Regions from separate parts of the Homo sapiens genome. Here all the other regions are linked to region 2. A link is an interaction called in ENCODE POLR2A ChIA-PET data of the cell type or tissue named here. Cell type or tissue: CD4-positive, alpha-beta T cell. All regions are shown on one strand. Region 1 overlaps LOC124902369 (a long non-coding RNA gene). Region 2 has its middle 2.2 kb from the start of LINC02656. Region 3 overlaps LOC124902370 (a long non-coding RNA gene). Region 4 has its middle 35 kb from the start of LINC02649. Region 5 holds the start of LOC124902370 (a long non-coding RNA gene). Region 6 has its middle 12 kb from the start of MIR3155B. Region 7 has its middle 21 kb from the start of MIR3155B.

Region 1 (4,000 bases), 200 kb after region 2:
GATTGTCCCCTGCAGTTAATGAGTAGGGGGGGAGGGACACTCTGAGAGCCTCCAGAGAACCCACAGAGTCAAGGTGGCCGAATCATACCTGGATTAATGGAGACACCGAAGACAGTGGCCTTGGGACTAAACGTGTCCAGCTGACAGAGGAGTGGCAGAGCCCCTGCTTGCTGGCTGTCACCTTCCTTCTGGCCACCCTCCCCCATCTCTCTACCCCAACGGGACAGGAGAGTCAGCAGCCACCCCCTTCACCGCCAGGAGCCCACGCTGATACCTAGGCACCCTCTGTTTGAAAAACAAGTCCGGTACAGCCTCCAGGCAACCGTAGCATCACGCTGGCCGTGCCTCTGAGTTATGAGAGAAGAGAGGCAGATGGGTGGGTGCGGGAAGGGAGAGACGGCACAGCACAGGCCCAGTGCCAGGGGAGGCCAGGCTCCCCCCACACACACCCCCAGTCCTCAACGTCCTTAGTGTGCCCAGGTCGCAGTGGGGGAGTCTCGGGTGTTGAGTGACAATCATCACCAGAACTCAACCCCTCCCAACCCAAACAGACGGCGCAGGAGTCACACAACTCTGATTTGAAAGTCAAATCGAGGCCCCCCTCCCCACACTTCTGCAGCTCCCACTTCTCTCCCGGGTCTTTGAGCTGAGAGGGGCCCAGGGCTCTGGGCAGTGCTGGGCCTCCAACCACCCGGCCTGTAAACCGGGGTCCGGTGCGCTGGGACCCCCCGGTGCGGGTAGGAACACCAGGTAGCCGGGCCTTTCTGGCACGCAGGGCGGAAAAGGCGGAGGGCAGCCCCTGCAGGAGGGGCCGGGCCGCGCTCATCAGCGGGCCTGAGTTTGCTTTTCTGGGGACGGCTCCCATCCTCACGCGGCCGTCCCTAGCCATCTGTCGGTTTTGCCCAGGAGGCAACTGGGGCTGGGGGCTGAAATGACTGCCCGGGGGTCAGAGGGCGGGAGGGGCAAAGGTGGGACTCAGGCCAGAGCTGCCCACCTCCCGCGCCGCGCTGCCCCTCTCCGTGCCCCCGAGCCCACCAATCCCGCCCTCAGGACCCCGGGCCCCGCCGCCCTCCGGGTCTCTCCGGGTCCGGAGCCCTGGTATATCTGCGGCCCGGGGCTGGAGCGCAGCGGGAAGCGGGAATTCGCTGCAAGTGCCGCCCCCGGCTCGGGCACGTGGTGGCGGCCGGAGTCGCCAGAGGGGACGCGCGGGTCTGGAGGAGGTAGCGCGGGTCTGGAGGCACAATGCGGGGCTGCAGAGGAGACGCGGGGCCGGAAAGGAGACGCGAGGCCGGAAAGGAGACGCGAGGCCGGAGGGGGACGCGTGGGGCCGGAGGGGACACGCAGGACCGGAGGAGACAGTGCGGATCTGGAGGGACACGCGGGTCCGGGGCGCAGCGCAGGGCGGAGGGGACAAGGCGGAGCGCGTCTCGCTTGGCCCCGGGCGGCACCGCCGCAGCCCGGGTGCACAGTGCTTCCGCGCCTGGCGAGGACCCAAGGCTCGGGTACCCACAGGCGGCCGCTCAGGTCCCCGCGCGCGCTGGGGGCGTGGGCCGCGTCACCGGGACTCCTACCTTTCCTGAAGGGCATCGCGCCGGGGGCGCTCCCCGCGGGGCCGGCCCGCGACACCCAGACAGGACGACGTCCAAGCGGCAGCCCCGCGACTCGGGGCGCCTGCGGGCGGCGGGGCGGGCGAGGGAGGGGAAAGGGACATATTTGGTCAAAGCCTGGCGCGTCACGGCGCGGAGGAGGATCCGCGGCGAGGCAGGAAGCGCGGGGCGGCGCCAGCCGTGAGCTCCGGGCGCCCTCGGGCTGCTGGGGGAAGCCGGGGCGTGGGCCGGGCCGCCCTGTCCCGCCCAGATCCCCCCGGTCCCGCAGGGGCGGCCCGCAGCCCCCCAGACGCGGAACTTGCCGGCCTTGAAGCTGCCGCCTGTCTTGTGGACTCCACGGGACAGGGGAAAACTGGTCCGGGAAGAAACCAACTCCCTTTTCTCTTTCGGGCTGTTCCGAGCCATCCTTCCCGAAGGACGAGACCTGAGGGAATTCCATCTTATTTTTACTTTTATGTCCTACGGGCACAGGGGACACGCTCGAATCACCAGCTGACTCAAATTGAACAAACTGAAATTGTGTAATTTTTTCTTTCTCTTTTTTTTTTTTGTTTGTTGTTTTGGGGGGTGTGTGTGTGTGTGTGTGTGTGTTTTGAGACAGGATCTCACTCTGTCGCCCAGGCTGGAGTGCAGCGGTGCGATCATAGCTCACTGCAGCCTCCACCTCCCCAGGCTCAACCCATACTCCTGCTTCAGCCTCCCAAGTAGCTGGGATTACAGGCGTGCGCCACCACGCCCAGATAATTTTTCTAAATGTTTTTGTAGAAACGGGTATTGTCATGTTGCCCAGGCTGGTCGGGAACTCCTGGTTTAAAGTGATCTGCCCACCTCGGCCTCGCAAAGTGCTGGGATTACAGGCGTGAGCCACCGCGCCCGGCAGAATTGCAATTAACTGCTGGCTAGAGGGAGCACCCCGGAAACTCGCGTCTTTCACTGGGGGCCTCCCCACTACCTCGGTTTAACCTCGACCCTTCCACGTCCCGCCGGCTGCCTTCTCTCCACCGCACGGGTCACCGCCTGACCGACTCCCTATGTGCTTATTAGTGTGTGGGGTCTATGAAAGCAGCCAATTTGTTTTTATTTTGTTCGCTGTTTTCCCGGAGCCTGAAACAGTCTCTCACACACAGCTCAATAAATATTACTCAATATTACGTCCCTTACTCAAGGGAAGTAATAGTGCGACTTAAGAAACGGACATACGGAAATGCAGGGAGTCACCTCCCGGCACCACTGACCTTGCCTCCGCAAAGGCCAACATCTGAGAAGATGCCTTCTATTCCTCCCTAATGTCTAACAAGCAGACCTTCTTTGGAGCCAGTTAACAGTTAATTGTTGTGAAAAGTGCTATTTTCTGTTGCACTTCGAAAAAAAATTATGTCAGGAGCAAATCTCCTGATCTCCTGATATTTAAAACACCCAGGCAAATAGCAATTGGCCCGCTTCCCATGCGGTGGCAAAAATCATGCAGGAAAGGTACAGCCAGTAGGTGTGGGTGGTTTTTTTTTTCTTTAATCTTTCGTAATCATAATTTGTTTCTTAGCCTGCTATCGTTCGTGGGTAATAGTCCAAATTCCTCCCTCTTTGGAAGGGAGATGACGCCACGGGGAGGAAGCCACTGTCGGGTGGGACGGTGTCTTGCCAGTTGGCTTGGGACACAGCTGCTGGTGGAGCCTTCAGAACAGACCCTGCTCGTGGGCCTGGCTGTAGATGGAGTCCTGAGCCCTGATTTCAGCTTCTGCGCCACCGCCTTTGGGGGTGTGAGTGTCAGCGAAGCAGGAAGTGGGGGAACAGAAGGGTGCCCCAAATCCAAAGTTAGGTGTAATCGTCAGCTCCCTCTGTCCTTTTCCCTGCCATAATTGCAATGGCAGGTGGACCTGGACTTAGCTCCATGGACGTAACTGCTACAGAAGACAAATTTTATCCAAGGCCAAGGGTTCCAGATAAAGCGTGCATCATCCCGCCTGTATCAGACTCGCCACCGCCGCCGTCATAGTAAGGCCAGAGCACATGCCCTCAGAGGTGGATGGGGCCGTGGCTGCATATTTGGTCTTTGATCCTGTTTTCTGGTCCAGAGCTTCCAAAACCCTTGGGATCTCCAGAGGGATGAGTGTTTTTTGAATGTCAGTGAGAGGACTGGGCAGCTCCAGGATGGGGGCTGGGAGCTGGAATTAGTCAGAACTTTCAGCTCAGACCTCTGACCTTTGGGGAGGGGAGAGGGGCTGGAGATTAAGTTAATCACCAACAGCCAGTGATTAATCAATCATGCCTACATAATGAATCCAAAAAAAAAAAAAAAAAGAGCCCCAAATGACAGAATGTGAGCCAGGCAGGGTGGCTCACACCTGTAATCCCAGCACTGGGAGGCCGAGGTGGGTGGATCACTGGAGGTCAGG
Region 2 (4,000 bases):
ATGGGCAGCAGCACAGGCATAACCTGGAGTGGCACAGGTGCCAGGGAAGAGGGCAGACGCCATGCGTGACATAGCAAGGGGATCACACCGCATCCATTGTGCATGAGACCACTTTTCACCACCCAGGCGACTCAAGGAGATAACTGGATGGGTGGTTCCAGGAAAAGAATGGACATCCTGCTAGGCCATCATATGCTGTCTCAGAGCACTGAGGTTTGATAAATGTGGTGAATTTGGAGGCACTCACAGCTGAGTCCCAGCACAGAGTGGGCACATAAGCAACACCATTTTCTCATTGCCCAAGCCAGCCCCTGCCCACAGCACCTCCACTTCCCAGAGCCACACCCAATCAATGGCCAACTTATGATTCTAATCTTGAATGTCTGTCGAGATCTTTTCCTTCTCCATCACTAAGCTCTCTCCTTTAAGTAAAAATTTTTCTCCTGGAGGAATGCCTCCTGGCTGATGCTTCTGCAAATCACCTCACTTCTCTTCAAGCCCTCCTCTGTTACAGACTATTCCAAATTTTTTTTTGTTTTTTTGTTTTTTTGTTTTTAACTTTTGCCTACCTTGTCGGCTCACGCCTGTAATCCCAGCACTTTGGGAAGCCGAGGTGGGTGGATCACCTGAGGTCAGGGGCTCTAGACCAGCCTGGCCAACATGGTGAAACCCTAGCTCTACTAAAAATTCAAAAATAAGCCGGGTGTGGTGGTGGGTGCCCGTAATCCCAGCTACTCAGGAGGCTGAGGCAGGAGAATCGCTTGAACCCAGGAGGCGGAGGTTGCAGTGAGCCAAGATCGAGCCACCGCACTCCAGCCTGGGTGACAGAGTGAAACTCCATCTTAAAAAAAAAAAAAAAAAATGCCTACCTAAATCTAACGTAAAACTTTGAGCTCACTCTGAAATATATTCATATTTACTTACAAGGGGAAAATGCCCTATGAACTGAAAATTATGTGTATTTTAGAACATACACAAAAGAGAAGTTAAAAGAAAATGAGAAAAATAAATAGATGTGATAATACTTTATTTCATTACTCCGATTAATAGTCTTACCAAACTCACCCGAAGACTGCCTGCAAAGTTCTTGAAGGAGCTTGGGATTGTAGGTGCTTTTGATGTTTTATTCAGACTGGACTAGATGCTTTAACCCTGAAGGTGCATCTTACGTATCTAAAAAAGACTTCCCTTAGGGCTAAACATAACAGAAAAGTGATGAATGAAGGAATCTGTCCAACATGTCATCTTTGATTGAAGATAAATACATTCATCTTATGGTTCTAGCTCTATTAAATTGAGTCTGTTTAATACACCCTGTCTGCAGCTAAACTAATTATTTCAGGCTGGATTTTCAATTTCTTACCTAGCCCTAGGATAAAACACAGAGTTGAATGGTTACGTAATCACCAGGTGCCGCTCAAGTGGTGATTTTTCAAATCAAGTATGGATCTCAAAGAAGAGAAGCAAATAACAACAGAGATACTTCTTGTGCTAGGGCCCTGGTTGCAGGACGGTGTCCCACCAGGCTACAGCTCTTAAATGGCAGAGCTGCTGCTGACACCTCTGTCGTTCTTGCAAGATCAAATACCAACTGCGTTGACTTCAAATCTGGCTTAAAAATAGGCCTAGCAGGCATAGTTTTCTCATCAAAACAAATTAGCCTAAAAAATAGCATTCCGAGAGACCAAGGGTTAGGAAAATTGTCCTGTGAGTGTTTTGAATTCTTTGTCACCCTTCATAACTGGTGCCGTTCATGAGGGAGCTTATTGGCTTGGGGGATGACAACTTGAACAGCAAAACAGGATGTGTCACCACCAGGCCCCCTGCTCTGCTGCAATCTACGAGAATTAATCAGTTTTGGGTTTTTTTGTTGGTGGTGACGGTGGTTTTTTTCCTTTCTTTCTTCCTTTTTTATGTCAGCGTCTCAGATGGGCACACACTGAAACAGCTTCTTATTTGCATGCGGTGTGGCCTGGCGAGGGTGAACTGAGGACACGCAGAGCTCCCTCTGACTTGGCACCGGCAGGAAGTCGGCGGCAAGAAGCTACCACTTTTCAAGCCTGGGTGGCTTTTTCTTTTTTCTCTGTCATTCATTTTGGAAGAAAGCATAAGTTTGATTTCAAACAGAACACAAAAACTTGGAAGGAGGGCCAAACACAGGCAGGCAGATGATTCTTGTCCCCACTTTTACTTTTTTAAAATTTAATTGGAGATGCTGCAGAGGTGGCAGAAAGGGGCCAGAGGATGGTAGGTGCAGACTCGCTGCGGTGACAATGCCCCGGGCATCCCCTTTCTGCACAGTGGGGCACGGCATCCAGGGGCAGCCTCCTCTCCAGACACCTGGGCAAATCCAAATCTGTGTTTCTTTGTCATTCACCTGAGGAGAAGTCCCTTATTCCAACGACCACTCCCGTGTGAGCGGTGACAGGTTTGAGCAGAATGAGTCAACGCTGAAATGATGCCTGTGCCATTTCACAGGAATTTGCTTCTTTCTCGCTGGTTTTCAGATGCAGTTCGAGGCTTCCGTTTTTTTCTCTGGATTTGAATCTCGTCCACAGATCACTGCTGCCTTGCAGCTGAGTGTGTCATTTGCAGCCCTGCTGTCTGGGGCCCGAGACTCCACACAAGATGTGCTCAGAGAAGCAAATGAACAACTCTGCTCTGATAGGGGCAGCAAAGAGGCAAGCAGCTACCAACAGAAGGACACTGAGTTTCTGGGGGTGGCATCTGGCCAAGGTTCCTGTCATCTCTCTCAGATAAAACACCAAATTCTTCCCCAACAGAAGCAGCAAAAACATATAATATAGGCCAGCGCAGCGGCTCACACCAGTAACTTATGCCTTGGGAGGCTGACGGGGGAGGATCACTTGAGGCCAGGAGTTGGAAACAAGACTGGGCAGTATAGCAATATCCTGTCTCTACAACAAAATTTTAAAAATTAGCTGGGCATGGTGTTGCATGCCTGTAGTCCCAGCTACTTGGAAGGCTGAGGTGGGAGGATCACTTGGGCCCAGGAGGTCAAGGCTGCAGTGAGCCATGATTGCACTACTGCATTCCAGCCTGGGTGACAGCGAGACCCTGTCTCAAAACAAGACAAACAAATAAACAAAAAAAACCATAATGTAGAGTATTTATAAGTTGCCTTATTCCAAGGAACAAAAAATGGTGGGAAACTATGACAGTATAATATGGTATGTGGTAATATTTAGCTATGTCTAAAATGTCACTTTGATGAGCAAGTTTTATCATTTTTATACTCATCCTAAATTATTTGTTTCCAAATCAGAGTGCAATGGCCCTTGGGAACTGGGAAAGAATGTCTTCCCAGACCTGGAGGAAGCTCCAAATGACTGGATCCTAATGATTCTACAGGTTCCTGGCTTTTCCCAGCAGTCCCTGCCCCCTGAGTCACCCTTCCTATAAATATCCCCATCCCACAAGATAATGGTCTTTTCAAATTTCATTAAGTTTTTGTCTCTTACCAAATTGCTCTCTATACTTTTAACAACGTTTCATCACCTGAAGAGCTTTACGGGGTTCGCTAACCCCCTTGCCTCCTCACTAGCTAAATATCTCATCTCAGATATCCCTTGAACTTGTACCTCTGCAAAATTAAAACGACTACATACTATGGAACGTCTTGAAGGTCAACACCAAAATACCACATCCTTTGAAGGGCCAAGAGTACACGCTAACCTATGTCGTAGGACAAATTTATAACCTGGTGATCCAGAAAAGGACCATCCTCTAAGATGGGGGCTAACCTGGCTTTCCCCTGTGTGGTCATAATACCTGGAAAAGACATGATTTGAAAGGTGAATATATTTGAATTGCTACAATAAGCCACAATCTAACAAGGGTCCATTTCTATTGGCCATGGAGCTTCCATTTCATTGGGATTTGCCACTCTGGTGATGTCCTCTTACCCAACTGACCCAAAGACTTTTAACATCACACTTTTTTTTTCTGGGCTTTTAAAGCAAGTTTTTGAGGCCAGAGT
Region 3 (4,000 bases), 54 kb before region 2:
AAGAGAAAAAAGAAAGAAAGAAGGAAAGAAAGAAAAGAAAGAACGAAAGAAAGAATGAATCCATTGTCAGAGTCTGGCATGGAAGAGGGTTTTTTATCTGAACATTGCAAGTATTTGAGTTAGACCTCTGGCCATGCAATCTCTCTCTCTCTCTCTCTCTCTCTCTCTCTCCCCCCCCCTTCTCTCCCTTTCTCTCTCTCTCTCTCTCTAGTTTTTTCTTTTCTCTTTCTCTTTAATGCCATTAAAGGATTTTTGCCCTTATCTAATCTTGGCAAGGAAAGGGTAGAATTCTGCATTTTTTTATTCTTGCTACTAAAACTGTGACCATAATCCTAAAAATTGTCTCTCAGTTATTAGAATCTGTAGGCACTTTTTCTCCATTTCCTCTCCCCCTTTTTAGGCCTTCGTATCCTGCTATCTCCTATCTTTTCCTCATATGCACCCTAATGTCTTATCTGTCACCATAGAGATTGTAAAATCATGAAGACCTGTTGGCCTAGCATCTGTTCTTAGGAGGAAATAAATGAGTGTGTGTGTGACTTTGGGAACAAAGTATTGCTGAGGCTAATGATTACTCATTCATTTTTTTTTTCATTCATTTATCCCTGAAACAAACAATTATCGAGCACCAACTATGTCTTAGGCACTGGGAATACAAAATTCAGTTAGCATCATGCAGACCCTTTAGCTGTCTCCATTTCAATAGGAGAGATAAACACTGGATTGCAATACATTGTGCTCAGACACAATAATAAGAGGTGCGTAGATTAAAATGGTCTGACACAGCATTTGAAACATCCATATAACACCTTTCCAAAGCTTCCTCAGGCCATGAGCATGGGGAGAAGCTTTGTTTCTGTGGTTACCAAAGGTCTCATCTTAGACCCACCAAAGTCGGCAGAAACCTGAGAGTGAGCCGGGAACTCACGGTTCAGGGACACTGGATATGCCCCAGAGATAGCAGAGGGGAATGAAGACATGAATGCTGAGCTGGGCTCTGCAGGTGTTGGATGGTCAAACCAAGCTGCCTGGATCATTATATAAAAATAACATCAGAAGCACTTTTCTCTTTTCCAAATAGAAGGGACCCTACTCCATAGCCTTGCCCTACTCCGACTAAGACACTGGCAGCGAACTCCTTAGTGTTTGCCACACTATGGTGTCCTTGAGAAGTCTGAATCCTGCCGCACCCCACCTCTGAGTGTCCACCGTCTGCACATTGCCGGAAACTAGGTGTTTTAGCACAGAGCTTCAGGCATGAGAGCGACCAGCAGGGCCGGCCAGTGCCCGGTGCTATGCCTGGCTTCCTTGCCCTGCATGTTGATTGGCAGAGGAGATAAAACACAAAAGGAGCACCAGTGAAGGGATAGGAGAGTAGAGCAAGGTAGAGAGGAAGGGAGGACAGGAAGCAGGGAGGAAAAGCAGCAGCCAGGTGGTCAGGAGATAGTGTGCAGACACTGAATTAAAAAGTGGTCCTAATTCCCTTCATGGAATTCTTTTTGTTTCTATTTGGTTTTGAGACAGAGTCTCATTCTGTTGCCCAGGCTAGAGTGCAGTGACACAATCTCAGCTCACTGCAACCTCCACCTCCTGGATTCAAGTGATTCTCCTGTCTCAGCCTCCAAAGTAGCTGGGACTACAGGTGCCCACGACCACACTTGGCTAATTTTTGTACTTTTAGTAGAAACGGGGTTTTGCCATGTTAGCCAGGCTGGTCTCGAACTCTTGACCTCAAGTGCTGGGATTTACGGGCATGAGCCACCCTGCCCGGCCCTTAATAGAACTCTTAAAGGCCACACAGTGCTTCACTTTATACAAGAAAGCTCGGAACAGAAAAAGTAGTTACTGCCACTCTTCTTTGAAATTGTTAAGTCCCCTTTGCTTCTTTGGGTACACGGAGAAGTTGCCAAGGCAACCCGAGCAGGGAGATGCGGAGTCAGGCTTTTCTGTCTGTGTCCTTCATGTTGGGTACAGTGCTTCACACATGGTAGGCGTGAGGGAGGAAAGAGCGGAAGGAATAGATGAAGCTCAGCTTTTTTTTTTTTTTTTTTTTTTGGCATTGAAATTGCACTCTTTTGGGGTTTTTTAAAATTATAGTTTAAGTTCTGGGGTAGATGTGCAGAACACGCAGTTTTGTTACATAGGTATGCACGTGCCATGGTGGTCTCCTGCACCCATCAACATTAGGTATTTCTCCTAATGCTATCCCTCCCCTAGTCCCCAATCCCCCAACAGGCCCCGGTGTGTGATGTTCCCCTCCCTGCGTCCATGCGTTCTCATTGTTCAACTCCCACTTATGAGTGAGAACATGCGGTGTTTGGTTTTCTGTTCTTGTGTTAGTTTGCCGAGAATGATGGTTTCCAGCTTCTTTGCAGCGTCTGTGTTCTTCCAATAGTTCCCAGCCGCACTATTTTGGACTTGAGTCACTAGAGGGAGGCAGAGGAACATGAAAAAGCTGCAGTTTCCGTCCCTGCTGGGCAGGGCTGCCTCAGACCTGAGCTGAGGACTCAGGAACTTCAGTGACCAGGCAGGATTAGAGATGGGAAGAATTCCAGGCTTCAGCCTTCCCCTTAATTCAAGATGTGTATTCTGCCTTTAATCAGAGTGTAACCTATGTATTTGTAGGAAATAATAAGAAAAAAGCTGCTTATTGCAGAGCCATGTAGAATTATCGGGTGGAAGTCAGAGAAAGAGACGGCGGGTCAACAGCTCCCAGCAGACAGCGTGACTCAGCAGGAAAGCCCGTGGGAATCAGAGCTTTGGGACCAGAGTGCCCTGGCCCCGCAATCCTCACCAAGTGGCTGGCGCTCAGAACCCCAGGTGTTGTAATCAGTAAAAGGGTGGCGGTAATCACTTCTACCTCATTGGGTTACTATACAAAGCACGAAAATGGATCAATATTTAAAAAAAAAAAACCAGCCCTCTCCTAAAACAGAGGAGAACTATATGGATGTCAATCCAATTATTACTATTAACCATGTGTTCAAGTCATGAGGTTGTCTACTTAATTATGTCCTTAAAGTTTGTTGACCTTAAATAAGGTGATACAGAAAATATGATGAAGTATGGGGTTTATTTGAGTACAGAGCTTGAGAACGGTCACCCGGAAAACACAGACCCCAAAGGGACATGCTCTAAAGTGGGGAAGCTAAGGCTGTGCTTACATAGGTAGAGATGGTTTCGGCAGGTTGCAATGTTTTCCGTGCAAGGCTAGATACATGTCATAGCGATTTGATTAGGGTGGCTTGCTCCATTCCATGGAAGATGGCTGTAATGTTCTGTGAGGACAAGAGTAATGTTCTGAGGGGTCACCACTCAGAGGGTCTTATTTCTGGTGCTACTCGGTCATTCCTAATCGTTTACGGGAAAAAGCAGAAGTTGCAACGGCATGCTATGTGACTCAGTCCATTTCTCTCAAGGCTCAGAATAAAGTTCCAACAGTTTTAAATTTGAATTATTTAATTTTGCAAGTTCTCCAGAAGACAGTAAGCTCTAAAAGGGAACGAACTATGGTCGTTGTTCTTAGCATCTAACATGGTACCCATTCAATATTTTTTCTTTCTTTCTTCTGCTTTTTGTAGAAGTGGGGTCTTTCTATGTCGCCCAGGCTAGATTTGAACCCCTGGGCTCAAGCATCGTCCCACCTCAGCCTGCCGAGCACCCAGGACTGTAGGTGCATGCCAGCTGGCAGATTTTTTTTTTTTTTTTCAGTTTCTTAAATGAATGAGTAAAAACACTTACATGTAGCCAAACCATATAATTTACTAGCTAAAATGAGCCTTTTTTTTTTTTTTTCTGAAAGGAAGCACTGTTAGCAATTACTCCAGGAAACAGGTTAAAAGCAGAACTGTCCTGGGCCTGCCGAGACACGGGACGTGGGATTGCTCGAGAGATCCAGCTCTCGCTGTGTGTTGAAATATAGTTCAGGGCACACTGCTCAGGGCTGGGACTGCCCTGCGTATATGACAGTATTAAGTCATCTCACCTGCATAACAACACA
Region 4 (4,000 bases), 56 kb after region 2:
TGCATAAGGATAGCACTGGACATGTTGGTTTTATCATTTAAAATGGAAAAATAGACCGGACGTCGTGGCTCACGCCTGTAATCCCAGCACTTTGGGAGGCCAAGGCAGGCAGATCACCTTATGTCAGGAGTTTGAGACCAGCCTGGCCAATGTGGTGAAACCCCATCTCTACTAAAACTACAAAAATTAGCCAGGCATGGTGGTGCACACCTATAATCCCAGCTACTCAGGAGGCTGAGGCAGGAAAATTGTTTGAATCCAGGAGGCAGGGGATGAAGTGAGCCGAGATTGCACCACTCCACTCCAGCCTGGCCAACAGAGTAAGACTCCATCTCCGAAAGAAAGAAAGAAAGAAAAGATAACATCCATAGTGAAAGACAGTTCTGTAGCCAGAAATGGTCTTCTCACAGAACACAACATCTGTGAAATCAACAGACAGAAGGTCACTGGACTGAAGGACTCTCAAATTGCAGACATACTGTCAACATCTGGGACTCGAGTTACTATTACAATCATGTCTTCTTTTATCTTTGAACAGATTAAGTGGATGACACCAAGCATGATGAAAAGCCTAATAGACCACACCATTCCTGAGGGTTTAAAATTCATCACACGACGGAAATGTAGCTGAACGTCTCCGTTTCCTTCTTTGGCAACTTCTGTATTCTGCACGTGAGGCTTTCTGGGGCCAGCAATTGAGCATACGCTGCATGAGGATCTTTCCATCTCACATTATGGCTGGGAATCTTACTGTTTCATCTGATAACCTGTTCAGATTTCAAGAGAGCTGTAGCCTTATCCTGGTTTTATAGAGGTGAAACTTTCAAGAGATTTACTGACTTTCCTGGAATAGTTGCTTTTCCGGAAACCTGATACTTTCATAAGCCATTGTGATTAGAATGACTGATACAGGCTTAGCTTTGTGTGAGAACCAGTCACCTTTCTCCTAGGCCATGAGAAGTGCTGTTCATGTTACTTTAGTTCTATGGGATGTTTGCATTTTTAACACATTCTACCACAGTACACTTAGAATGATTGCCCTTGATAGTTTTTTTTTTTTTTAATTCTGTGTATGTGTGTATAAAATGCCAATTAAGAACACTGGTTTCGGGCCAGGCACGGTGGCTCACGCCTGTAATCCCAGCACTTTGGAAGGTTGAAGTGGGCAGATCACGAGGTCAGGAGATCGAGACCATCCTGGCTAGTAGAGATGGTGAAACCCTGTCTCTACTAAAAATACAAAAAAATTAGCTGGGTGTGGTGGTGGGCGCCTGTAGTCCCAGCTACTCGGGAGGCTGAGGCAGGAGAATGGCATGAACCCAGGAGGCGGAGCTTGCAGTGAGCCGAGATTGCGCCACTGCACTCCAGCCTGGGCGACAGAGTGAGACTCTGTCTCAAAAAAAAAAAAAAAAAAAAAAAAGAAAAAAAAAAAGTACACTGGTTTCGGCTGGGTGCTGTGGCTCACACTTGTAATCCCAGCACTTTGGGATGCTGAGGTGGGAGGATCACTTGAGATCAGGAGTTCGAGACCAGCCTGGCCAACATGGTGAAAACCTGTCTCTACTAAAAATATAAAACTTAGCCAGGCATGGTGGCACATGCCTGTAATCCCAGCTACTCGGGAGGCTGAGGCAGCAGAATTGCTTGAACTCGGGAGGTGGAGGTTGCAGTGAGCCAAGATCAAACCACTGTATGCCAGCCTAAGCAACAGAGTGAGACTTTGTCTCAAAAAAAAAAAAAAAAAAAAAAAAAACCACTGGTTTCCTTCCACGTAAGCATTAAACAGTGTATGTAGGTTGTAAGAGATGGTGATGATTGTTCTGAAATCTTAACTACCTTCACTTAATGTGCTTGAACTGTCGCCTTAACTGTGTTAAGCATCCAGACTAAAAGCTGAAATAGAATTACTGCTGCCTTTCTAAAACGCAAAATGTGGTTCTCTATTAATCTGAAATGTACACTAGCCCAGAGCAGTTTAATGATACTTAACGAGCTATAGCATAGCATAGCTGCTTAGTTGTATTTGAGATTTTCTAGTCAATGCATAATGGAAACTTCTTTCTTCTGAAAGTTGCCAGTAGCACTATAGATTGAATGTAAAAATTGTTCTAGTAAACAGGACACTTTTTTTTTTTTTTTTTTTGAGACAGAGTCTCACTTATTCCACTGCCCAGGCTGGAGTGCAGCGGCACAATCTCTGCTCAATGCAACCTCTGCCTCTTGGGCTTGAGCAATTCTCCTGCCTCAGCCTCTTGAGTAGCTGGGACTGCAGACATGCACCACCATGCCCAGCTAATCTTTTTATTTTTTGTGGAGACAGGGTTTCACCATGTTGACCAGGCTGACCTCAAGTGATCCGCCCACCTTGGCCTCCCAAAGTGCTGGGATTATAGGCATGAGCCACCACGCCCAGCCTGAACAAGATAAACTTTTGACTCCTCTTTTTTTTCATTTGTGGATTAAGTGGTATAATACTTAACTTTGGCATTTGACTCTGAAGATTATGTAACCTAGCCACTTCAGATGGTTTTAGAATATTTTTCTAGTAATTTGTTGCACTTCCTGATTCCTCCTTGCAAACTAAATGACAGGACACTTTATCCTGATTATTTTCTTGTTTTTGATTTATGCCTATTCTATTTTAATTAAATATGTACACATAAAGTTAAAAACAAAAATAAAAAATGAAACTCATGTATGCAACAAACATGTAATGGGAATACCACACAGAAAAAAAGAGAAAGAGACAGAAAAAAATATTTGAAGTAATAATGGATGAAAATTTTCCAAAATTAATGACAGATACCAAACCACAAAACCAGGAAGCTCAGAGGAGGATAAATACACCAAGCATGATAAATACCAAAGAAATGTACATCTAGAAAATCAAAGACAGGCCAGGCGTGGTGGCTTATGCCTGTAATCCCAACACTCTGGGAGGCCAAGGCAGGCAGATCACCTGAGGTCAGGAGTTCGAAACCAGTCTAGCCAACATGGTGAAACCCCGTCTCTACTAACAATACAAAAAAAAAGTTAGCTGGGCATGGTGGTGGGTGCCTGTAATCCCAGCTACTCAGGAGGCTGAGGCACAAGAATCATTTGTACCCAGGAGGTGGAGGTTGTAGTGAGCTGAGATCGCACCACTGCACTCCAGCCTGGGCAATAGAGCAAGACTCTGTCTCAAAAAAAAAAAAAAAAATCAAAGACAAAAAGAAAATCTTGAAAGAAGCCAGAAGATTATCTCAATAGATGCAGAAAAGGCCTTTGACAAAATTCAACAACGCTTCATGCTAAAAACTCTCAATAAATTAGGTATTGATGGGACATATCTCAAAATAATAAGAGCTATCTATGACAAACCCACAGCCAATATCATACTGAATGGGCAAAAACTGGAAGCATTCTCTTTGAAAACTGGCACAAGACAGGGATGCCCTCTCTCACCACTCCTATTCAACATAGTGTTGGAAGTTCTGGCCAGGGCAATCAGGCAGGAGAAGGAAATAAAGGGTATTCAATTAGGAGAAGAGGAAGTCAAATTGTCCCTGTTTGCAGATGACATGATTGTATATCTAGAAACCCCCACTGTCTCAGCCCAAAATCTCCTTAAGCTGATAAGCAACTTCAGCAAAGTCTCAGGATACAAAATCAATGTACAAAAATCACAAGCATTCTTATACACCAATAGCAGACAAACAGAGAGCCAAATCATGAGTGAACTCCCATTCACGATTGCTTCAAAGAGAATAAAATACCTAGGAATCCAACTTACAAGGGACGTGAAGGACCTCTTCAAGGAGAACTACAAACCACTGCTCAATGAAATAAAAGAGGATACAAACAAATGGAAGAACATTCCATGCTCATGGGTAGGAAGAATCAATATCATGAAAATGGCCATACTGCCCAAGGTAATTTATAGATTCAATGCCATCCCCATCAAGCTACCAATGACTTTCTTCACAGAATTGGAAAAAACTACTTCAAAGTTCATATGGAA
Region 5 (4,000 bases), 62 kb before region 2:
TGAATAAACTTGAGGGAGTACTGAGATGCTGGGCATTTTTGTGTTTATCAAAAAGACTTAGTATCTATCAAATACTTAGAAGTGTGTGTGACCATAGTAAACAAATAAGTGTTATCTATCATCATCATCATTATATGGCATTACTATCCCTGTAAAACACTTCATCCTAAACCCTTTGTGTTTATCTCTCTGAGCTTTGATAAGATGTGGCCCTCAGGTGACAGTGATGAGTAGCCAACTCATAATGTAAACTATGTACCAGGGTCAGCAAATGTTTCTGTAAAGGACAATTTAGCCAATATTTTAGGTTTTGACAGCCATACAGTCTGTGTTGCAACTACTCAACCCTGCTGTGCAAAAACAGTCACGGCCAATACGGAAACAAATGGGTGTCCCAATGAAACTTTACTTACAGAACAGGGTTCGGTCTAAAGGCTAAATTTGCCAATCTCCAGACAAAATCAGGAAGTCAGTTTTATTTGTTTTTGATGTCCTTCTATTGTGTTATTATGATCCCTTTTTTCAATCACTTACCACCATAGGAATTTGTCTCCTCCTAGGGAAAATATCACCGGACCTTTTGGAGATTTCTGAGGCTAGAGTGATGTTTCTGGAATAACTGTCAAGCAATGCCAAGTTTTCCCAAGGGGCATGAGGAAAAAAATAATCATAGCTAATATTTACTGAGTGCCTACTATGTGCCAGGGAACTTTCTAAGTGCTTTAAATACATCAACTCCTTTAATCTCCATAATGACTATAAAAGGGAGGGGCTATGATTGTCCTCACTAACTGATAAAGAGCTTAAAGAACAGAAAGCCGAAATACTATCAGATAATTGAGTCCCTCTATGAACTATGTAGACTCCTCTCTCATTATAAGCTAGAGGCTACAAAATATACCGATGACCTAAGAACAATTGATTTTTCCGTAAAACTCAAAGATCAGCGTGCTAGCTCTAATCGTCCGCCGTGTTTCTCAACAGGGATGATTGGCATCTTGGAATGGACCTTTTTTTTTTTTTTTTTTTTTGAAACGGAATCTCACTCTGTCGCCTGGGCTGGAGTGCAGTGGTGTGATCTCGGCTCACTAAAACCTTCACCTCCCGGGTTCAAGCGATTCTCGTGCCTCAGCCTCCCCTGGGATTACAGGCACCCGCCACCACGCCCAGCTGGTTTTTGTATTTTTAGTAGAGACAGGGTTTCACCATGTTGGCCAGGCTGGTCTTGAACTCCTAACCTCAGGTGATCCACCCGCCTTGGCCTCCCAAATTACTGGGAATACAGGTGTGAACCACTGCACCCTGCCAGACAAGACTATTCTTTGCTGGGTGGAATTGCTCAACTCATTGTAAGACATTTTGTCTACCTGGCTCCCAAGCACTAAATGCCAATCATGCCCACCACCAACACCCCCAGGCTATTTTGAAAACCCAGATGCCCCTGTGCATTTCCAAACACCACTGCTACTTAGAGCCCTGGGTGATGTCATTGTTTTGAGTTAACCTCAGCAGCTGCTGACCTAGAAATAAAGCCCCACCCTCTGCCCTACATTTCCTCCCAAGAAGGCAGCAGCTTCACTCAGCTGGTATGATGGAGTATTCCAAACAGAAAACCAGCTGTGATCTCTGGCACTTCCAATTCCAATTAAGAGCTTTGTTCATTTAACTTAAGGATTTACATCACTTTAACATATCTTGTCAAGTAAGTAACACTTGAAATGACCCCATAAATGTCCCTTAAGAAGAACAAATTGCAAATCATCTCAAAAGGAAACAACAGATCATCAGACCAAAGCAGGAAATAAGAAAGGCCTGAGAACAGCTGGGTAACAGCATTTCAGCTCATCCAAGGAAGCCTAGGATTTCTTGTCAGTGGTAAGTAATGGCTATTGAATGCAACAGGAAGAGCGTGGAGACATTCGTTGAGCAGTGAGTAGCCCAGAGGGTAAAAGGGCTGACTTGCACTCCTTCCCCTTCATAGTTTATGAGCTTCTGCCAATCTTCTTCCAATGGAGAAGCTGAGCAGGCTCTTAAACTTTCTGTTTGTCGTGGCAACAAACAGCTTTTTAACACATTTCACCAAGGCATAATGAACTAACCTTTCTACATTATAAGACTTGTAATTTTGGCATTGGAGTAACTGCATGAACACAGAGACTTTATCTTAGCTTGCTATCTTAATTCTAGCTATTTTTCCCATTCCATGAAAATGATAGCTTTTCAATATATCAATATTTATGCTACATTATCTCCTCCAAGCTATAAAAAAAAAACCTTCTGTAGAGTTACCCACATTTAATCTAAATGGAAGAAAACATATTATCAAAACTGTGTCATTTGAAAGTTCTTTCAGGAATAGCTGAAATGAAATTCCAATTGGAAATTCCAGAAAGTGTATGTAAAATGAAAAAGAGGCCAGGCGCAGTGGCTCACACCTGTAATCCCAGCATTTTGGGAGGCCGAGGCGGGCGGAGCACTTAAGGTCAGGAGTTCAAGACCAGCCTGGCCAACTTGGTGAAACCCCATCTCTACTAAAAATACAAAAGTTAGCCAGGCACAGTGGTGCATGTCTGTAATCCCAGCTACTCAGGAGGCTGAGGCAGAAGAGTCGCTTGAACCTGGGAGGCAGAGGTTGCAGTGAGCCGAGATCGTGCCATTACACTCCAGCCTGGATGACGGAGCAAGACTCTGTCTTAAAAATAAATAAATAAAATAAACTAAAACAGAAAAAGAAATAGATACTTCAACTTCTGGCTGCGGGGAACACCCATATTAATGCCTGTTCTATAAGGTCACAAGCAACATACATCCAGATTTCATTCTTTTTCCACTGTCCTCCTTGGGCCAGTTACTAGTGGATGGTGACAAACAACCTTGGTCACTTAAAACACTAATTTCCTTTCCCCTCTCTCTCACTGTGAAAATGAAAAACCAGTATATATCCATGAGACTGGCAAAACTTGAAAAGTGAGACCAGAAAGCAAACTGCACAAAATTCACTTCATGAATCCCCTGCTGATCAAAGTGTAAACTGCAACAGTAGCTTCGGAAAACAATTTGGAATTGACTAGTAAAACTGAATCTGAACATGCTCTATGACCACCGTTCCACTTCTGCGTAAATTCATATTCAAGCTATTACCAGGAGGCAGTGTAAGAATATGGAGAGCAGCATTGTTCATAACAGCAAAAACCTATCAACAACCTAAATCCCATAAACGTTTGAGTGGATAAATAGCATCTTCCAATGAGTTAATAAACAGCTACTAACATCTCCAAAAGAAAGACAACTGGGTCTCAGGAAATGTTTATCACATGAAGAACAGAATACTCTCTCTAAAGCAGTCTTGCCAAGGCTAGGCGCAGTGGCTCACGCCTGTAATCCCAGCACTTTGGGAGGCCAAGGTGGGAGGATCACCTGAAGTCAGGGGTTCAAGACCAACCTGGCCAACATGGTGAAACCCCATCTCTACTAAAAATACAAAAATTAGCTGGGTGTGGTGGCAGGCGCCTGTAATCCCAGCTACTTGGGAGGCTGAGGCAGGAGAATCACTTGAAGCCAGGAGGCAGAAGTTGCAGTGAGCTGAGATCTAGCCAGTGCATAGCGGGGGCGACAAGAGTGAGACTCCATCTCAAAAAAAACAAAAAGTGGCCTTGCCAAAAAAACTAAATCCATCAATCAAACCTGAGTTTGGTCAAATGTCTATGTCCAAGTACTAATTTGTAAGAAATACAGAACACAGAATAATATGTCAAAGTACACCCTGGAGATGTAATCAGCAAAATCTAAACTGAGCAATTCCCTAAGATAAGTGTCAATAAATAAATTGCAAGGAAAAGTAGGGGAGATAAAACTATAGGTCCAATACAACTTAAAAGACATCAGTGAATCACAGTATATGGCCCTTATCCGGATCCTGATTCCAAAAAATGTAAAAAAAAAAAAAAAAAAAAAAAAAAAACTGACACAAGACCACTGGAAATTTGAACAACTGACTAAA
Region 6 (4,000 bases), 180 kb after region 2:
TCGTCTCAAAAAAAAAAAAAAAAAAAGTTGAGCCTGGTGATCCACGCCTGTAATCCCAGCTACTCACGAGGCTGAGGGAAGAGAATCGCTTGAACCCGGGAGGCAGAGGTTGCAGTGAGCGGAGATAGCACCACTGCACTTCAGTCTGGGCGACAGAGTGAGGTTCTGTCTCAAAAAAAAAAACAAAGACAAAGAAAAAAGAAAATAAAATACTGGGTACTAGGCTTATACCTAGGTGATGAAATAATCTACAACAAACGAGTTTACTTATATAACAAACCTGCACATGTACCTCTGAACTAAAACATTTACAAAAAAATAGACGCATCGAGAAAAGGCAAGGGCTTTGGAGTCTGGCAGATGAGAACTTGCATCTGAGCTCCACTATTCTCCCACTAACATAGGTAAACATCTGGCTCCTGCAAAGAACGCCAGACATGTTCATCCCTGCCGGCTCTGTGTAACTGACCTGAAATTCTCCACCTGGGAAAATCTGTTTTGTGCCCCCAGGGAGAAGGAAAGTCTAGCCTCTTCCTCATAAGGAAGTTGTGGGGAAAAGAGAGATCAGATTGTTACTGTGTCTATGCAGAAAAGGAAGACGCAAGAAACTCCATTTTGATCTATACTAAGAAAAATTGTTTCTGCTTTGAGATGCTGTTAACCTGTAACTGTAGCCCCAACCCTATGCTCACAGAAACATGTGCTGTATTGAATCAAGGTTTAATGGATTCAGGGCCGTGCAGGATGTGCCTTGTTAACAATATGTTTGCAGGCAGTATGCTTGGTAAAAGTCATCGCCATTCTCCATTCTCGATTAACCAGGGACACCATGCACTGCAGAAGGCTGCAGGGACCTCTGCCCAAGAAAGCCTGGGTATTGTCCAAGGTTTCCCCCCACTGAGACAGCCTGAGATATGGCCTCCTGGGAAGGGAAAGACCTGACCGTGCCCCAGCCAGACACCCGTAAAGGGTCTGTACTGAGAAGTAGTGAAAGAGAGGGGGCCTCTTTGCAGTTGAGATAAGAGGAAGCCTTCTGTCTCCTGCTCATCCCTGGGAATGGAATGTCTCGGTGTAAAGCAGACCAATCCCATTCGTTCTATTCTGAGATAGGAGAAAACCGCCCTGTGGCTGTAGGCGATATGCTGGCAGCAATACTGCTCTGTTACTCTTTGCTACACTGAGATGTCTGAGTAAAGGGAAACATAAACTTAGCCTATGTGCACATCAGGGCACAGTACCTTTCCTTGAACTTATTCATGATACAGATTCCTTTGCTCACATGTTTCCCTGCTGACCTTCTCCCCACCTGTTGCCCTGCTACACTCCCCTCGCCAAGATAGTAAAAATAATGATCAATACTGAGGGAACTCAGAGACGGCCACCAGTGCGGGTCCTTCGTATGCTGAGTGCCAGTCCCCTGGGCCCACTGTTCTTTATACTTTGTGTCTTATTTCTTTTCTCAGTATCTCCTCCCACCTGACGAGAAACACCCACAGGTGTGGAGGGGCTGGCCCCCTTCAGAAGTCTTTCAAATACTTCCAGACAGGGGTCAAGTGTGCCCAGTCCTGCCATGTCTGGGTTAAACATCCCCAATTCTTCAACCATGCCTCCTGTGACTTATTTCCTGACCCTTCACCCGCTCACTCACTCTCCCCAAATTCACCGCAGGCCCTGTTCATGAAGATTCGGATGGAGCCACAGACCCAACGCATACGAGGTCCTCAGGGAGTCTGTGTCCCACACTGGGGGCTAGGAGCGGTCCCCGGGTGCTCACTGGCGGCGCCTCCACCGCGGACCTGCCCCAGCCCCGCATCCACGCGCGGGGTGGGGTGGGCCGCCCACTTCTCCCGCGCCCTCAACCCACAGGGAAACGGGCTGCGCGCCCGGGCCGCCCCGCAGAGTCCAGATGCCTAAATCCCTCCTAGTCTGTTTCCTCATCTGCGGCCTGCACGCCCGCCGCAGCCACACCCAACGCCGGGACGCGCAAAAACACCTGCCGGGCCTATTTCCTCTCGGGTATTATTTACAGCCGCTCCCAGGCCTTCTCGGAAAACATCCTTTGCCGGAAACACAACCCCAGGTCCCCAGAGCGTAGGGGGCCCAGCGCCGGATCCACGCGGAGCTCACGAGCCGGACAGTCGCCGCAGAGCAGGCTGGGGCCGCGCGGCGCACGCCGGGAGGGCGCGCGACAGCACGTGAACGCGGCGTGCCGCACGGCCCGGGAAGGGCGGGGTGCGCGCTGACCGGCTCGTGCGCCGCAGGCAGCAGCCAATCCGCGCGGACCACCCCCAGGCCCCGCCCCCGCCGGTCCCGCCACGCCCCCGTCGGGCCCGCAGCTGCTCCCGGGGCCCGGGACCCAGCTGGCTTAGGCGCCCGAGGTGCACCTGGGAGGAAGCAGGCGCGGGGTGCAATGGAGGGTGGAGGCGCGCACCGTGCCCAGAGCGGGGCTCCCGGGAGCTGATGTCCCGTCTGGCCCCCCTACCTCCCAGCTGGGTCCCCACCTACCCGCCCTGTCTTACCGCCCTCAGCACAGGGACCTGCCTCTGTCCCCACGACGCCAGGCTCCAGGTGTATCTAGGACTAAAGAGTTGACATCCAGTCTATATAGGGTTGTGGGGGGTTACCTTAAAAGTTCCTTTTTGTTATTAAAAAAAGTAATATACACTTGTGCAGTGATTGAGAACAATAGAGGGAGGGAACATAAAATATTCGTGATGGAGTTCCCTTCCAGACTTCCCGTCTCTGGAGATATTTTCTTAAGCCCCAGGAGGCTTGGTCTTGGCCCCCACCTCTGCATTGAATGTCTGATCTCCCTCAACTCGGTGTCATCACACATGGGATAGGGGTCAGAGGTTATCACGAGGAATTTTATGTTGCTAATGAGTACAGCCAGTAGCAAAGGAGATTCAAGATGAAGACAACATTCCTGGGGAAAACACAGAAAGCAAATGAAAGATACAATTATGGGACGGGGGAAGGAGAGGAAGAACTCTGTGCTGCTGGACTGGAATAACTGATCCGTTTGAATTTACAATTTTAAAATGTTTCCCAGCTCCATCCATGAAAAACGCCCTGGAAACACGGACACTCCGGTAGCAAGAAGAGGCACACAAAAGCCCAGATCCAGCCTTCTAAGGACCATCCTCCACTGAAAGTACCCAGGGATCCTTGGAGGAGTGGCTGCTCCCAAGGCCGAGACTGGGAAGGACACAAGGAGCCTGGAACAGGAGTTAAGACAGAGCTCAAAAGCTGAAGGGGGCGTGTCAAGGACACAGCAGCCAGCCTGAAAGGGTTCTCACCCAAACTGGGAGTGGCTTGAGCATCAATTGAGTATGTCAGGAATGGATTCTAACACATGCAGTCATAATTTTAAAAATCCCGGAGTCCACATTGGTACTATTACTACTATTAATAATGATGATGAAATTAAAGCTAGTAAAAGGGAGGATGGGCAGGAAAGAGCTTCTTTACAAAAGAATGCCAACTAATAAATGTGGAAAGAATGACAAAAATGGTAAATAGCCATTTTACGGACACTCTGATAAGTGTTTCACTCAAGAATCATCAATAGATGCTAAAGCTATGAAATAAAAGATTATTCCTTGTATATACACACCCCAAAGAATTGAAAGCAAGGTTTCAAAGAGATGTTTGTAGACCCATGTTCGCAGCAGCATTATTGACAACAGCCAGAAGGTAGAGTAATCCATGTGTCCAACAACAGATGAATGGATACACAAAATGTGACTAAACACACAGAACATTACTCCGCCTCCAAAAAGATGGAAATTCTGACCCATGCTACAACGTGGATGAGCCGTGAGCACTTGATGCTAAGTGAAATAGGCCAGGCACAAACAGACAAATGTTGTAAGATTCCACTCACATGAGTTCCCTAGAATAGTCAGATTCAGAGACAGAAAGAATGGTGGCTGCCAGGAGCTGGGGATTGTGAAGAATGAGAGTTATTGTTTAATGGGTGCAGAGTTTCAGTCTTGCA
Region 7 (4,000 bases), 170 kb after region 2:
GCCCCAGCTGTGCCATCTGTCATACGGGGATGACAACAGCACTGTGGTCCCCACACTCGGATGAGTTCCCACCTACAAACACGCAATCCATGCCAGGCAAATCCAAGTGCTCCCCACCTCAGGATATTTACTGTTATTGCCAACACTCTGTGTACCTGAAAGTGCCCCAAAGTGCCATGATGGAAAGGAGGGAAAGAAGAGAGGGGACGGAGCAAGACTGAGAGATGCAATCTCACAATTTTCTGGTCATAATGGCCATTGAAATGACAACCTCATATTCTCTCTACTTGTGCATGGGAACCAAAGAGGGGGTAAAACTGAGGTTTGAGGAGAGAAGCTGGGGACAATTTAATTTTGAAAGAAAAGAAACAAAACAGTCTGGGGGCACTGGCTCACGCCTGTAACCCCAGCACTGTGGGAGGCAGACGCACGGAACACTTGGGGTCAGGAATTCAAGACCAGCCTGGCCAACATGGTGAAACCCCATCTCTAATAAAAATACAAAAATTAGCCAGGCCTGGTGGCAGGCAGGTGTAATCTCAGCTACTTGGGAGGCTAAGGCAGGAGAACCCCTTGAACCTGGGAGGTGGAGGTTGCAGTGAGCCGAGATCGTGCCACTGTACTCCAGCCTACATGAGAGTGAGACTCCGTATTAAAAAAAAAAAAAAAATTAAAGAAAGAAACAAAGTAGAAGCTATTCCTCAGGCCCAGAGTTTTTACACACACAGGGACCCCAGAGCTTCCCCCAGCAGAGCCGTGGGAGGGCTGCACGGAGATCACAGGGCCAGAGCCACCAGAGCGCACCTTCCTCTGGGGCTTTGTGCCCGCACACTGGTCCCAACCCTGGCTCTCACCCTGCGCCAGTCACTGGGTCTCCACAGTCCAGGGGCAGCAGGCCCAGTGCCACAGAAACAGAAACACGCCTGACAAGCGAGCCCCAGCTCCTGGCTTTCTCGGCGGGGGCCGCAGGCAGCTCCAGGCCTCCAAGCCCAGGTCAGCCCGGGCCACGGAATCTCTCGCTCCACAGAACTTGAGCTGATGCCCGCGTCCCATCTGCCAGTGTGACGTGGCCAGGCAGGTGTGGGGGCACCGCGAGGCAGACGGAACAGCACTTGTTTATTGTTTACCAGAGAGGACTCTTCTAAGAACCCCTGTCCTGGATTGATAAACTAGGCTGTAAGGCTGGACGGGAAAGGTCACGATGTCTGCTTCTCCTGGTAAACAGGCCTGGGTCATTGGCATGAAGGAACCAGCAGATCTGTGCCAGGAGTCCAGAACAAATAACAAGAGATCCAAGCCCGTTACTTTACAGAAGAGGAGACTAAGGCTCAGAGAAGTCAGCAGAAAAAATACAGGCTTTGGAGTAAGGAGCACCGTGTAAGGACTAATGACTCCTTCTACTGGAACTTGCCTCTTCAAGCCGCTCCAATCCCCACACCTGGTCAATCCCCAAATCTCAACTCCCGCACACATCATCTATGTTCTTTCCGTGCCTACTATCTGTGCGGATTAAATTCTAAATGCCGCACCTGGACCACAGGCCCTCACTCCCCATCTCTTCCTCCCCGCCTCCCGTTTGCGTCCACTGCGCATTCCGCTGACAGGGACTCATCTTCCTAAGACAGTACTTTGGTTTTCTTCCCCTGCTCAGAAACAATCACTGGCTCCCGACTGCCACTAAGACCAAGTTCAACCTCCTTAGGCTTCACGGAAGGTCCTCTACAATGAGGCCTCAAGCAACCTTTCCCCTCCCTCTCTCTGCACCCCCGCAGCTGATCTGCTTCTCTCCCAAAAAAAGCCTTCCTGCACCTAGCCCCCCAGATCTCTGGAGACCCAGAAACCCCCTTTGCCTCTGTCTATTCCCTCTGTGTCTACTAACATCCCTCCCTTGCTGTTCTCCAAGCATTTATTTTCTGCACTACCTCAAATACTTGTCTGCACCTTTTCACGTGAGCATATATAGGTGGGGGAAGGGGTGTGTGTTTCCCGCCACACCCTAGGCCTCTTTAAGTTTGTATCTTGTTCTCTGCATTCAGCACAACCCCTAGCTCAACTCCTTCACAGGAAGCGGTGCTGTAACCATATGCACAGGACACATAAAAGCTGCACACAAGTGGACAACCTCTTCCTGAGCGCCCCCTCCAGGCTGAAAGCACACCACTGCCCGGCCCCAGCAGCTGAGGACTACAGGTTGCGCCTCGACCTCTTGTGGGCTGCTGGCAAACACAAACATGACCACCAGCAACGGCTGTGGTGGGACAGTTTCTGCTGTGGAAATGCCCAGGGTGAGGGCTCCAACTCTGCCTAGAAAGTCAGGGAGGGCTTCCTGGAGGAAGGGTGTGAGGTGAGTGGTGAAGGAGAGTTCCCGAAGTAGACAAGTAGGGCACAATGAGGACAGAACTGAGAGAGAGTGGACGTCCCAGGTTGAAGGACATGCAGGCCAAACCATGAAGGGAACACAGATCCTGTGTAAGGGGATGCTGGGAAGAGCTGGGCCACTGCAGTGGACGCTGGCCTAACAGGAGGTGAAGGTGTGGGAGATGAGCATGGAGCGGCCTGCTTTCAGGACAGAGGACAGATGCGCCCCAGCACTGCAGTCACAGGAACATCTAGCTCTGCCCTCCCTGGACAAGTTGTCTGCCTTGGGTGAACTTTTTTTTTTTTTTCTGAGATGAAGTCTTGTTCTGTGGCCCAGGCTGGAGTGCAGTGGCACAATCACAGCTCACTGCAGCCTCGACCTACTGGGCTCAAGCAATCCTCCTGCCTGAGCCTCCCAAGTAGCTGGAACCACAGGTATGCGCCACCACACCCAGCTAATGTTTTAATTTTTTGTAGAGATGGGGTCTCATCATGTTGCTCAGGCTGGTCTCAGATTCCTGGGCTCAAACAATCCTCCCACTTGCCATTTGCAAGCCCTGTGGTCTTGGATAAGTCACTTAATCATTCAGCACCCCGGTTTCCTCATTTGGAACATGGTAAAAAGAATACTGGCCCTGTGAAGTTGCAATTTTAAGTAACAGTGTTTAAATGTGCTTTCTGAACGTTTGCTCACACTGGTCGCAGTGTCACCGAGTGACAAGTATGAGGCCAGGAAAGGCCAGCGAAGTGTCCTGTCTGCCCAGCTCAGGGCTGCAGCAGAGGAACTGCACCCAGCTTGGACTCCTCTGCCTCCTCTGCTCCAAAAGGCCCGCCTGTGCGCCTCCCTCTCCTTCCTGCAAAGGAGCATGCTTCTCTCAGGCTGCACCACACCTTGCCCTCCCGACGTGGGCTGCAGAAGCCATGGGACCAAGAAGCAAATCGATACCAAGAAGCACAGCCGCATGCCTGATGGGAACTGATCCCAGCAAACGAGTGAGCCAGCAGGGGCTTTCTCGCAGTCCCCAGGGTGTTCCGGGAGAATGCGTCAGAGTATCTGTCCCGGACACCGGTGGTTTTCGGGTTTCCCTCCATGACTAAGACTCTCAATGGAGTACGGCGGCAAAAAGAGGAAAAGCACCAACTCATGTTTTCTGAATCAGCCCGCCAGCTGCAGAACTTTGGGCTCCAGCCAGATCTATGGAACAAGAATCTGCATCTGAACGCCATCTCCAAAGGACTCCTAGGCATTTGAGCTTGAGAAGCGCGGGCTCCCTCCCCACTCTCATCGTGGCTCTGAGCTGAGATATCCAAACTTTTCTGATCTGATATCCAAACTTTTCTACCCCCAACAACCTGTTTATCTATATCTAATATACATGTGCTATTGCACGAACACATTATGTACATGATAGAAATTTCATATAAAAAATAGATATCTAGGCCAGCAGTGGTGGCTCACACCTGTCATCTTGGCACTTTGGGAGGCCAAGGCAGGAGAATCTTTTGAGTCCAGGAGTTTGAGACCAGCCCGAGCAACACAGAGGGACCTCATCTCTACAAAAAATAAAATTAGCCGAGTGTGGCAGCACACGCCTATAGTCCCAGCTTCTTGGGAGGCTGAGCCGGGAGGATTCCTTGAGCC

What was found. ChIA-PET counts read pairs that join two places held together with the same protein. Peaks named below come from ENCODE experiments on the same cell type or tissue, not always from the same donor. Only the 100,000 strongest peaks of a DNase experiment are listed, where the experiment ranks them.
Region 1: POLR2A ChIA-PET joins it to region 2 with 14 read pairs; 3 of 35 experiments call an interaction of 5 or more read pairs at or near these places.
Region 3: POLR2A ChIA-PET joins it to region 2 with 59 read pairs; 11 of 35 experiments call an interaction of 5 or more read pairs at or near these places.
Region 4: POLR2A ChIA-PET joins it to region 2 with 14 read pairs; 10 of 35 experiments call an interaction of 5 or more read pairs at or near these places.
Region 5: POLR2A ChIA-PET joins it to region 2 with 21 read pairs; 11 of 35 experiments call an interaction of 5 or more read pairs at or near these places.
Region 6: POLR2A ChIA-PET joins it to region 2 with 25 read pairs; 5 of 35 experiments call an interaction of 5 or more read pairs at or near these places.
Region 7: POLR2A ChIA-PET joins it to region 2 with 15 read pairs; 8 of 35 experiments call an interaction of 5 or more read pairs at or near these places.

The regions. Positions count from the first base shown.
Region 1 is chr10:6,142,585-6,146,584 of GRCh38, reverse strand. LOC124902369 (a long non-coding RNA gene) reads right to left here. Exons shown (of 3, transcript XR_007062043.1): 3 at 3,104-4,000. It also overlaps a transcript of PFKFB3 not described here. Among named protein-coding and RNA genes, the nearest start is that of MIR3155A, 7.6 kb to the left of the region's middle. RefSeq lists enhancers at 1,193-1,342, 2,043-2,162, cis regulatory regions at 1,382-1,882, 1,438-1,938 and a silencer at 1,403-1,952. In CD4-positive, alpha-beta T cell, no CTCF peak of the experiment used is centred here; DNase peaks (open chromatin) are centred at 379, 825 and 1,724; H3K4me3 peaks cover 2,295 bases; H3K27ac peaks cover 580 bases.
Region 2 is chr10:6,346,166-6,350,165 of GRCh38, reverse strand. No RefSeq gene overlaps it. Among named protein-coding and RNA genes, the nearest start is that of LINC02656, 2.2 kb to the left of the region's middle. RefSeq lists a cis regulatory region at 1,656-2,156. In CD4-positive, alpha-beta T cell, no CTCF peak of the experiment used is centred here; DNase peaks (open chromatin) are centred at 1,945 and 2,335; H3K4me3 peaks cover 892 bases; H3K27ac peaks cover 1,543 bases.
Region 3 is chr10:6,400,427-6,404,426 of GRCh38, reverse strand. It overlaps LOC124902370 (a long non-coding RNA gene), which reads left to right. Exons shown (of 2, transcript XR_007062044.1): 2 at 2,626-4,000. It also overlaps a transcript of PRKCQ not described here. Among named protein-coding and RNA genes, the nearest start is that of LINC02656, 52 kb to the right of the region's middle. In CD4-positive, alpha-beta T cell, a CTCF peak has its summit at 2,428 (motif pointing right); DNase peaks (open chromatin) are centred at 2,446 and 3,895.
Region 4 is chr10:6,289,699-6,293,698 of GRCh38, reverse strand. It overlaps a transcript of PFKFB3 not described here and the pseudogene SDCBPP1. Among named protein-coding and RNA genes, the nearest start is that of LINC02649, 35 kb to the left of the region's middle. In CD4-positive, alpha-beta T cell, no CTCF peak of the experiment used is centred here; a DNase peak (open chromatin) is centred at 1,738.
Region 5 is chr10:6,408,008-6,412,007 of GRCh38, reverse strand. It overlaps LOC124902370 (a long non-coding RNA gene), which reads left to right and starts at 1,578. Exons shown (of 2, transcript XR_007062044.1): 1 at 1,578-1,875. It also overlaps a transcript of PRKCQ not described here. RefSeq lists an enhancer at 1,413-1,914. In CD4-positive, alpha-beta T cell, no CTCF peak of the experiment used is centred here; a DNase peak (open chromatin) is centred at 1,507; H3K4me3 peaks cover 700 bases; H3K27ac peaks cover 1,612 bases.
Region 6 is chr10:6,162,005-6,166,004 of GRCh38, reverse strand. It overlaps a transcript of PFKFB3 not described here. Among named protein-coding and RNA genes, the nearest start is that of MIR3155B, 12 kb to the right of the region's middle. RefSeq lists an enhancer at 1,583-1,692 and a silencer at 2,103-2,582. In CD4-positive, alpha-beta T cell, no CTCF peak of the experiment used is centred here; a DNase peak (open chromatin) is centred at 2,204; H3K4me3 peaks cover 1,839 bases; H3K27ac peaks cover 2,333 bases.
Region 7 is chr10:6,171,490-6,175,489 of GRCh38, reverse strand. It overlaps a transcript of PFKFB3 not described here. Among named protein-coding and RNA genes, the nearest start is that of MIR3155B, 21 kb to the right of the region's middle. RefSeq lists an enhancer at 2,031-2,080. In CD4-positive, alpha-beta T cell, a CTCF peak has its summit at 2,195; DNase peaks (open chromatin) are centred at 2,119 and 3,429; H3K27ac peaks cover 331 bases.